Linked DNA regions of Homo sapiens: region 1 is linked to region 2. A link is a loop called in an ENCODE intact Hi-C map of the cell type or tissue named here. Cell type or tissue: sigmoid colon. All regions are shown on one strand. Each heading gives the region's core, and the rest is flanking DNA. Links, peaks and the distances in the headings are about the cores only. Region 1 overlaps MTRF1 (mitochondrial translation release factor 1). Region 2 has its middle 6.7 kb from the start of TRE-TTC1-2.

Region 1 (5,389 bases), core at 122-5,121, 170 kb before region 2:
GATATACACTTGGCTTTTATACAGAAGGCATTATGCCACATTCCCAATCCTGGTTCCACTGATCACCTAACAAGCTTTCGTAGATGCCCAGGCCCCACCCCAGAGATTCTGATGTAACTGATCTGGAGTGAGGTCCTGGCCATTAATATGGTGCTTTGGGACAGTGGTTTCCAAACTTGGCTGATTGTCAGAAGAGATGATCTGGGATGTTCTCAAAATACATAATTCTGATCCATTATATCTGAGGTTGGGCTTAGGAATCCATAATTTAAAAAAATTCTTCTAATGGTCAGGAGTTTAGTTTCATATCACTTGCCTTAGGGTTTAAGACAATAAGTTATAGAAATATCTTATTTTAAAAAGTGACAGCAATTGACACAGGGTGCTGTGTATATCGGGTGTTGGGGAGGTGGAGGAGATGAGCAGACTAAGAAGAATGCAAATAACTGTAGCATGAGACAAACTGTGGTGTGCCATGAAGAACATTCCAAGTACAGTGGATTTCAGGGAAGAAGAGAATGTATTTCAATTGCTGGGGCCAGAAAGGCAGAAATGGTAGGAGAGTATTAGAGAAGGGCATCCCTTGAGATGATGTTTTATAGCAGAGATAACCGACACACACATAATAATGACATAGTATTATTAGTGGCATTATGGAGATTAACGTAATTTTCAGAAATAACACTGGGAAGATTGGCCACGTTACAAAGTACCTTGAATGCTGAGTTGAGTTGTGTCTGCTCAGTAGACAAGAAGGAACCAAAGAAAATTTATCAGAAAACTGTACTGTAGGAAGAGTAAGCAGGGCAGCACAATGTGAGCAAAAAAATTGGAGATTAATCAGGAGATTTTTGCAGAATTGTAGGTGAAAGTAATGAGTCCATGAGTGAGAGGAGAAATGGAAAGGGCAGGATATAATAAGAGACCCATGAAACCAATTGGAAATGGGCAGTTGGAGAATGGGATGAACTGAAGATGGTCTCTCCCGCCGTGTGCATCTTTGTCAAAGCCTGGCATAGTAAACTCAGACCCACAAAATGTTTGATAAATTGCAGAATGTCAGAATTTTCTACTTGGATAAAAGAGAATACATGGTACTGTCATTTATAGAAACCAGGAGGGGGAACTGATTGGAGTGGAAAGATGATTAATTTGATTTTAAGGATTTGGAGTTTGAAATATCAAAGAAACATTCCTTCTTATTCTATAACCGAGCTCTACAAACCTGTAGTATTAAACATTAAGTTCTGCCCATTCTTTTTCTTTGTCATTTTGTATATATGTCTTTTAGAAAGTATCTAAATTGTTGAAATGGTCATTTGCCAAGTGCTTTTTCCATTGTAATGAAGACATTTATAAAGGTAAAATATAAATTGCTTTTTGTTATGGCACAGGTGGGAACAAGAGCCCAGTCAGAGCGAATTCGGACATATAATTTCACCCAGGATAGAGTCAGTGACCACAGGATAGCATATGAAGTTCGTGATATTAAGGTAATACTACTGAGTATGCTTTGCCTACCTTTGATTTCAGAAGAAAATATAGTCAAATTCTAGAACATATATGTAGATATTACCAAGTATATCTAAAATATTACCAAGTAATTTAAATCATTAAGCCACCCTAAAATTTACAAACACTTTTATTAGTTTGCTGGTTAAAAAAATAATGATCTTTATGCCATTTTGAAACAATGGTCTTTTCTAAATTCCAAATTCTTCGTTATGCAATCACAATGCATGAACGTATATTCAGTCTGCATATATACATGGGTATTGGTTTTCTATTGACAGGTAACAAATTACCACGAATATAGCAACTTAAAGCAGTACCCATGATTAAAGTATTATCTCATGATTTCTGTAGGTCAGAAATCTAGGGACAACTGAGCTTAGTTATCTTCTCAGGATCTCACAAGGCTGAAATCAAGGCATGGCCAGGCTCCATACTCTTCTGGAGCTTGGGGTCCTCTTCCAAGTTTATGTGGTTGCCAGCAGAATGCCATTGCCTTCGATTGTAGGACTGAAGCCCCCATTCCCTTGCTGACAGTCAGCTGGAGGCTGCTTTTCAGCGCGTAAATACTGTTGGAAGTTGTTTCCCAGTGGCTACCTCCAGAGACTCTCTCCCACTTTGAATCTCTTCTTGCAGGAATGACTCGGGCCTTTTTAAGGGCTCACCTGTTTAGGTCAAGCTCACCTGGATAATGTTCCTTTTGATTAACTCAAAGTCAGCTGCTTAGTCACCTAGGCACTAGAATGATACTCCATCATTTTCACAGGTCCTGTCTGCACTGAGAGGGAGTTATTCACAGTGTGTACACCAGGGGGCATCTTAGAATTCTCCCTACCACAATGTGTCTTCATTAGATTGAGGTGTTACAGTTAGGCTGTTGGGGAAAAGACTCGGTCAAGATTGTTTGAACATTAACCTATCTAAATCGCATCCAGCAAAGACCACTGACATAAATATATAAATATATTAATGATGAAGCACAGAAAAATGTCTTTTTTGTTGCCACTGAAGGAGAAAGTGAACTGGTCCCATAAAGGACTATGTGGAAAAGGCAGCAGACAGAAATCTTTGATGTTTTTCCTTGGTGCCATGTGATACCTAAGGCTTCTTTCACTTGACTCTGTCCCATCCTATTCTCAAAATTAAAGTCCTAGTTTTACAAGGGAAATATACCTTGTAAAAAAGTCCTAGTTATACAAGGTTAATATGTTTGTCAATTTCTGTATGTCTTATGCCACATCCTCTGTCTCCTCAGCAGGATAAGGCTATCTTGCTTAGGAACATAGCCATGTTGAAAAGGAGGAAAATATTTGCTAATTTCCCTTTCCTCCGGAAACACACAGTATTAACGAAACGTGTTTGGCCATATTGTTCTAATTACACTATGTTCTTTCAGTTGTTTTTCTAGTAGTGACAATTTTTTCGGAGACAGCCACATTCTTATGACCAGTAATATCTTTTAGATGGGACCATAGGTGCATAGTATAGTATTCGGTTGTGAAACAAAGGGAAGGTAACTAACTGGCTTCTGTAGTTATAAAATATCTGACTTTGGCCTAAATAATAATATATCACTAACCAAACTAGCATGCCAGACTCAGAAGTAATAAGGAAAATAACACTGGTAAGCTCTAATAATCACTAACTAGTCTACTGGAAGAAGACATTCCATAGTAGTGAAAGGAACAAAGTTTGAAAACAGCATGAAAAAAGGTAGCTGTAGTAAAACATTAAAATCTGTGTGAAGGACAGTAAAGAGACTAGTAAGAGTGAATAATTGGCTGGGCACGGTGGCTCACGCCTGTAATCCCCGCACTTTGGGAGGCCGAGGTGGGCAGATCACGAGGTCAGGAATCGAGACCATCCTGGCTAACACGGTGAAACCCCATCTCTACTAAAAATACAAAAAAAAATTAGCCGGGCATGGTGGTGGGCACCTGTAGTCCCAGCTACTGGGGAGGTTGAGGCAGGAGAATGGCATGAACCCGGGAGGTGGAACTTGTAGTGAGCCAAGATCGCACCACCGCACTCCAGCCTGGGCGACAGAGCAAGACTCTGTCTCAGAAAAAAAAAAAAAAAAGAGTGAATAACTTAGGAACCAAATCATAGATGAAGCTGGAAAAGTGATAAGGATCTTAACCCCAGGGCAACAGCTGTTGGACAAATGGAAGGGGTAGATAGGAAAGAATGTGAGCGTTTTTGGAACTTTTTGCCTAGCTTTCCTCCCTTATTCTAGAACTTGCCCTTCGTACCACATCCACAGTTTCTGACAGAGCTGCTGCATTCTTACATGATCGTGATCCTGACCCAGGACAAAAGTGGATTTGTTTGGAGTGGACACCCAAATAAGTCCTAGCCAGTGAGTTTCTTCCCAGGATTTTAAGATCAGAGATGGAGAGGATTATTCTCTCTCTTGGTGGCTGAAACTGCAATATATAAAGCATGTAAGAGGTTAGAGGCCACATTTTCAGCCACCAAGAGAAAGCATCTTCAGTGAGAAGAGAATGAAATTGATACACAGAGAAAAGCAAAAATGAGAAATAGACAGAAAGAACCCTGATGATATGAGTCCCTACATTTATTTATTCCCAAGGCTCAGTCTCATTCCACGGGTGGTAGTCGTGACCCTGCACATTCCACATTCCTATCCTTGGATTCTGTGAGATCACCTGGTATTCTCATTATGACTTCTTCTGTTAGGTAACTTTCTTACTTTTATTTATCGAGCTAATAAGCACAGACTACCATATAATGTATTGTTTCACATTTTTATTGTTTCTCAATGTCCTTGTGCAGATTTCTTGACATCAGCCTTATCTCCTGCTCTATATTCCAGTTACACTGGAAATTTCCCCTGGCCTTAGAGATTTAAATGTACTTTGTTTTCCTGTTTTTTTTTTTTTTTTTTTTTTCCGAGACAGATTCTCACTCTGTTGCCCAGACTGGAGTGCAGTGGTGGAATCTCTGCAGCCTCTGCTTCCTGGGTTCAAGTGATTCTCCTGCCTCAGCCTCCTGAGTAGCTGGGATTACAGGTGTGTACCACCATGCCTGGCTAATTTTTCTGTGTTTTTAATAGAGAAGGAGTTTCACCATGTTGGCCAGGCTAGTCTCGAACTCCTGGCCTCAAGTGATCCACCCACCTTGGCCTCCCAAAGTGCTGGGTTTATAGCCTGAGCCACCGCGCCCCCAGCAGTTTTCCTGTCCTAATACTCATTCTTTTTTTTTTTTTTTTTTTTTTGAGACAGAGGTTTGCTCTTGTTGCCCAGGCTGGAGTGCAATGGTGTGATCTCAGCTCGCTACAACCTCCACCTGCTGGGTTCAAGCGATTCTCCTGCCTCAGCCTCTGGAATAGCTGGGATTACAGGCATGCACCACCATGCCCAGCTAATTTTGTATTTTTAGTAGAAACGGGGTTTCCCCATGTTGGTCAGGCTGTTCTTGAATTCCCGACCTCAAGTGATCTGCCTGTCTTGGCCTCCCAAAGTGCTGAGATTAGAGGCGTGAGCCACCACACCCAGCCTCTAATACTCCTTCTTTTGATGGAAATGCCCAGCTCATTTCTATTCGGGAAAATACTATTCTCTTTGTAAAACCAAATTCAAAACTTTCTGGCTTCCTGAATCTTTCCCTGATGCCACCTTTCTTCAAAATTCATGGTTCCTTACAATCCTTCCTTTCTTCTCCTTCATTTTTTAATTTATTATATTGTTTTGTGATGCTTATGTATTTGTCTAGCTGTTCTACTTAGACTGTTAGCCTCTGAAAGTTAGGAACTATGACTCATTCATCTTTGACCTTTGTATCTCCTGCACTCTGGTTAATCCAGTTGAATCTAATGTGTTTGACTCCCAGTAGAGGGATAATCCTTTTACATCAA
Region 2 (5,389 bases), core at 185-5,184:
TTTTTTCATTTTCTTAGTATCTGAAATTAACCTGTTTATTTGTTTCTGTTTATTTCTTGTCTTAGTCTGTCAATATAAGTTCCCTGAAGGCAAGGATATCATATGAGATCGTTCTTGTTCTGTATGTAGTAAAGATTCAAACAATAGTAAAGAAGTTGGAACCCTTATACAGTGCTGCTGGAAATGTATAATGGTGCAGTTGCTTTGGAAAACAGTTTGGCAGTTCCTCAAAATGTTAAACAGTTACCATATGATCCAGTATTTCCACTCCTAGGTGTGTACCCAGTAGAAATGAAAACATGCCCACACCAAACCTTGTATACAAATGTTTATAGCAGCATTATTCATAAGCAAAAAGTAGAAACAACCTGAATGTCCCTCAACTGATGAGTGAATAGGTAAAATGTAGTGTATCCACACAGTGGAATATTTGGGAATAAAAAGGGATGAGGTACTCAATCACAAGAACATTACACTAAGGAGTCAGGCATGAAAGACCACATTTTTATTCCATTTATATGAAATATCCAAAATAGGCAAATCTATAGAGAAAGAGGGAAAATTAGTGGTTGCCTTGGATTAGAGGGGATAGGGAGGTTTGGGGTGAGGTGACTGCCAATGTGGATAGTAAATTTAGGGTGATTGAAAGTCCTGAAATAGATTACAGTGATAGTTCTATAACTCTATAAATGCACTAAATAATGTTGAAGTGTACACTTTAAATAGATAAACTTCATGATATGTAAGTTTTATCTCGACTAAACTCTTAAAAGGGATTGAAGCAATAAAAAGCATATAGAATATTTTCTCTCTTGATTTTACATTTATCATTTGGATATTACCTGTTTTAAAATAATAGCAGCCTGGGCAACATGGTGAAACTTCATCTCTACCAAAGAAAAAAAAAAACAAAAATTAGCTGGTGTGGTGGTGCGTTCCTGTAGTCCCAGCTCCTCAGGAGGCTGAGGTGGTAGGATTGCTTGAACCTGGGGGGTTGAGGCTGCAGTGAGCTATGATCGCACCACTGAACTCCAGCCTGGGCAACAGGGTGAGACCCTCTCTCTAGAAAATAAAAATTAAAATAATAATGGAATAATTTAATGGGGAAACTTCAGCTCCTAGTTAGTTCCACAAATGTGGTAAGTGCTTATTAAATAACTGATGGAGGAGGTTAGGTAAGTATACAGATAATTATGATACAATACATAGTTTGATAAATGCTCAGAGGGGACTAAGCCAGGGGTCATAAGTGTTTGATAGTGTTCAAAATCCATATCTGAGTTTGTGTGAGGGGAATGAGGAAAGGCCTCCTGTAGGAGGCAGCATTCGAGATAAGCTTTGAAGGCTGGTTAGGCTTTTGCTGGTAGAGACAGGGATGGGGACAAGGCATTGAGAGGAAGCAAGCAGGAGCAGAGGCATGTCAACAGTTACTAGCACATTTTAATGGAGCTGAGGGTGCAGGTAGGATAGGAATGGGAAATAAGGCTGCGAAAATAGATTAGGGTCTGTAGTGGACAATGTGTTTTTACTATCCTCCTGATGCCTAGTGTGCCTCCAATGGCTCATACTTAGGAAGAACGATACCTCTTACCTGCAGAGAGCTGGAAGTGTCTGGGGACATATCCTCCTCCCGCTCACAGACCACTGTCAGGAGTGTAACTTTGGAGCAGGGGCTTTGACTTGTTTCCCTCTGTATCATCAGACTTGAAGCAGGGCTTGGCACCTGGTAAACATTCAGAAAACATTTGAATGAATGAATGAAAATCAAGAAGTGGCAAGCAAGGTCTATTTAAAGCAAAGCAAAGTTTATTTTACGAAGCCCCTTGACAAGGAGATTTTGGAAGCCTCTTGGATTTGGAGCTAAGGAGTTTAGTTAGGAAAAGAGATTTCTGGTAATACGAGGAATGTTTTAATGAAATGAATTTGGTAGTAACGTGCAGGTTGAACTGGTGGATGGAAGGATTATGTCTGTGCTCCCCATCTCCACTGTCCCTTTCCTGTTCCCACTCCATTAGGCCTTGACAAAGGTCAAGGACTTCCCGCAGTCCAATAATAATCTCCTAACATCTCTCCTTGCTTCTACTCTCTCCCTAAATAGGGTGGTGGCAGCAGAATAGAAAGGATCAGATACAACAGATAACACTGAAGGAAAAAATCTACGACTTCAGAAAGTAAATATTTCTAAAAGAAATAGAGAAGTTATGAAGCACAGATTTTATTGCAGCGGACTGGCAGTTTTTACTCTTAGGGTTGGCCAGCTAGTAAATTTATTGCATACCTGCGTGTGTCTGTGGCTTTCGAACTCTGAAATTGTGCATTGACTCCATGAACAAGTTAATACTGTGAGACTGCCACCCTGTGGACAAAATATCAGGACTAAAACCATCAAGAATTAAAGTTTCATTCATTTGCGATTTACTGTTTTAGAACTGGCTTTGGTTCTTCCACGTTGGTGCATGCAGTGATGCTCATTAAATAGAAAGCTTGAAATTAATTTTTTCTCTGAATTTTTTCTGAGGCTTTTAAATAAAGGGAATCTAAAATGGAACCAGTAGTTTTAAAAAGCTGCAATGATTCAAGAGTGGTTTTTAGATGGTACTTCTTTGCTCTAGAAATTTCATATGGAAGGGTTGGTTTTTTAAAATATTGTGGCATGTAGGCCTGTTGTGAAATGGTCATTTATCCCTTTTGTTGTACTGATTTTTTTCATCCCATTTTATAAGACATATGGTATTATCCTTGAGAGTTATATTTTTTGAGAAATATATCAAACATCCCCCCACACCCTTTTTTGGCTAAGTGAAAGTGGCCTTCTTGCCTCGTTTTTTTGTGGATTTGGTTGTAGTTGTTAAAAGTTCTCTACGTTTTGGATGGATTGCCTTAATTGTATTTATACAAATGAGTTTGGTTTATATTACGCTACTTATTTAGAAGGACACTCTGCTCACAAATTATACTAGTTTGGTAGTTTCATAAACTAGCTTGAATCAAAATAAAATGGTGATTGTGAAATACTTATTTGCTCACTGCAACTCAGGAAATGTTTCAGTTTTGGACTCACGACCAAATAAAACTTTCCTAAGAGATGAGCTGTTTACAGCCAATAATGTTATAAATATCTTACACACTTGAATTCCCAGAGGTGTCAGAAGGGGTGGGGTAGCCATTTAGGGCTTGAAATTTGTGTCACCAGTAAAGCAGAAGTGGGTTGAAGCAGCCATCTGGGGTCAGCAATTGTGCCTTATTTAAGAAGGTGATATCCACACTGAGGAGAATGGATGAATCATTGATTGACCCCCTTGCCACTGATACTTCACCATAGAGACCTGGTACTTTACCATAAGGACCTTACGTTTTGGTAATGTACTAATGGTCAAATATAATGTTAATGATCTTAATTTTTTTTTTTTTTGAGACGGAGTCTCAGTCTGTCACCCAGGCTGGAGTGCAGTAGCATGATCTCGGCTCACTACAAGCTCTGCCTCCCGGGTTCAAGCAATTCTCATGCCTCAGCCTCATGAGTAGCTGGGATTCCAGGCGTGCACCACCATACCCGGCTAATTTTTGTATTTTTAGTAGAGATGGAATTTCACTGTATTGGCCAGGCTGGTCTGGAACTCTTGACCTCAAGTGATCCTCCTGCCTCAGCCTCCCAAAGTGCTGAGATTACAGGCGTGAGCCACAGTGCCTGGTGATTTTAATTATTTAAATATTTCTCTGAGTCAGTTCTGAAAAATGTAGTGTGACAAATGCAATAAACTTTAAGTGTTCGGTTTTATTTAACTTTTTCAAAGTAAATATATGGAGTTGTGGGTAACTTTTCAAAATTATTTTTTGCTAACACATATGTCTCACATTCTACAAACAGTGCTGTGTAATTGTAAGTGAAGTAGACTATGATGAAAGTGCACGTTTATGTAGGTTTACAAGGTAAATTGCCATATAATGTAGATCATTTAGATTAGGTTAGTATTATTTAGATACAGTTTAAGAAAAGTAGCTTACTTTCTTAAATTTATTTTTAAGTATTTACTCATTTATTTATTTATTGAGACAGGGAGTCTCTCTGTCTCCCAGGCTGGAGTGCTGTGTCATGATCATGGCTCACTGCAACCTCTAAATGCTGGGTTCAGGTGATCTTCCCGCCTTGGCTTTCTAAAGTGCTGGGATTACAGGCGTGAGCGACTGTGCCTGGCCAAGGAAGGTAACTTTCAAAATACTTGGTGATCTATTTACTCTTCACCTAGGTATTGAATGAAGAGTCAATAAACTTAAAGATATATTTGTTTTCTAGTCTTCTTTAATGGTTTTGCTATGATATCCTTTTTAAAATTGTAAATGACAATGAACTTACATAAATTTTTAGTTTAACATTTCACCAGCACTTAAGAGACTTTATCACACAATATCTTTCTACATTTTTATGCTATAATGGTTACTATTTCAGGATTAATGGAAGTGTTCACTCCTGAGTTCATTTCACAAATTTAAATACTAAAACATTTTGTTCTTTGAAAAGTAATTCTGGCCAGGCGCAGTGTCTCACGCCTATAATCCCAGCACTTGGGGAGGCTGAGGTGGGCAGATCACTTGAGGTCAGGAGTTCAAGACCAGCCTGGCCAATGTGATGAAACCTCGTCTCTACTAAAAATACAAAAATTAGCTGGGCATGGTGGTGCACACCTGTAATCTCAGCTACTTGAAGGGTGTGTCAGGAGAATCACTTGAACCTGGGAAGTGGAGGTTGCAGTGAGTCGATATCATGCCATTGCACTCTAGCCTGGGCGACAGACTGAGTGAGACTCTGTCTCAAAAAAAAAAAAAAAAAAAAGAGAAAAAGAAAGAAAGAAAAGTGATTCTAATATAGACGACTTGAACTTTGAAAAAGCAATAACTATTCTATAAATTTTGTGTGTATGCAAACTTTAAAACATCTTTTATTTTTGAATGCACACTAATCACTATTGAATACACACCTTTGACTTAAAACATTTTTGTGCTTTATTTTAAATTTGTGGGAAGGTGCCTAGCCTAGTGACTTTTTGATCCAGAGAGTCATTCTAGATTGTCGTAAATCTTTATTTGCAGTTTAATCTTATTACTTAAAGTTTTTTGAATTTAGAGTCCAGAGACCAAGATACATTTCTGATTTAGAATGTGTTGATATATTGCTCTATATGAAACTTTTTTATCCGTTTTCAGGTGTGTGTGTGTGTGTTTTTCATTTTCAGTTTTAATCAAACATTTAATTCAACTTTTCAAGGTTGTAATGGGATTCATTTTACCTCAGCTGTTCAAACGTCTGTGTTTATCATCGATACCCTCTAATGCCAAGGTGCACAGAGCTGAAATAGAAAGGAAGGGTACAGCCACAGGCAAAGAGAATGGG

Evidence for each region. Peaks named below come from ENCODE experiments on the same cell type or tissue, not always from the same donor. Only the 100,000 strongest peaks of a DNase experiment are listed, where the experiment ranks them.
Region 1: a loop joins it to region 2, with 3 times the contacts of the local background. A loop is called at or near these places in 14 of 110 quality-filtered maps.

What each region holds. Positions count from the first base shown.
Region 1 is chr13:41,219,360-41,224,748 of GRCh38, reverse strand. It overlaps MTRF1 (mitochondrial translation release factor 1), which reads left to right. Exons shown (of 10, transcript NM_004294.4): 9 at 1,395-1,493. All of the region lies in intron 3 of KBTBD6-DT (KBTBD6 divergent transcript), which reads right to left. Among named protein-coding and RNA genes, the nearest start is that of KBTBD7, 27 kb to the right of the region's middle. RefSeq lists a silencer at 2,350-2,399. In sigmoid colon, for the core only: a CTCF peak has its summit at 2,316 (motif pointing right); no DNase peak of the experiment used is centred there.
Region 2 is chr13:41,051,377-41,056,765 of GRCh38, reverse strand. It overlaps a transcript of ELF1 not described here. Among named protein-coding and RNA genes, the nearest start is that of TRE-TTC1-2, 6.7 kb to the left of the region's middle. RefSeq lists an enhancer at 3,078-3,127. In sigmoid colon, for the core only: CTCF peaks have their summits at 2,157 and 2,356 (motif pointing left); no DNase peak of the experiment used is centred there; H3K27ac peaks cover 1,398 bases.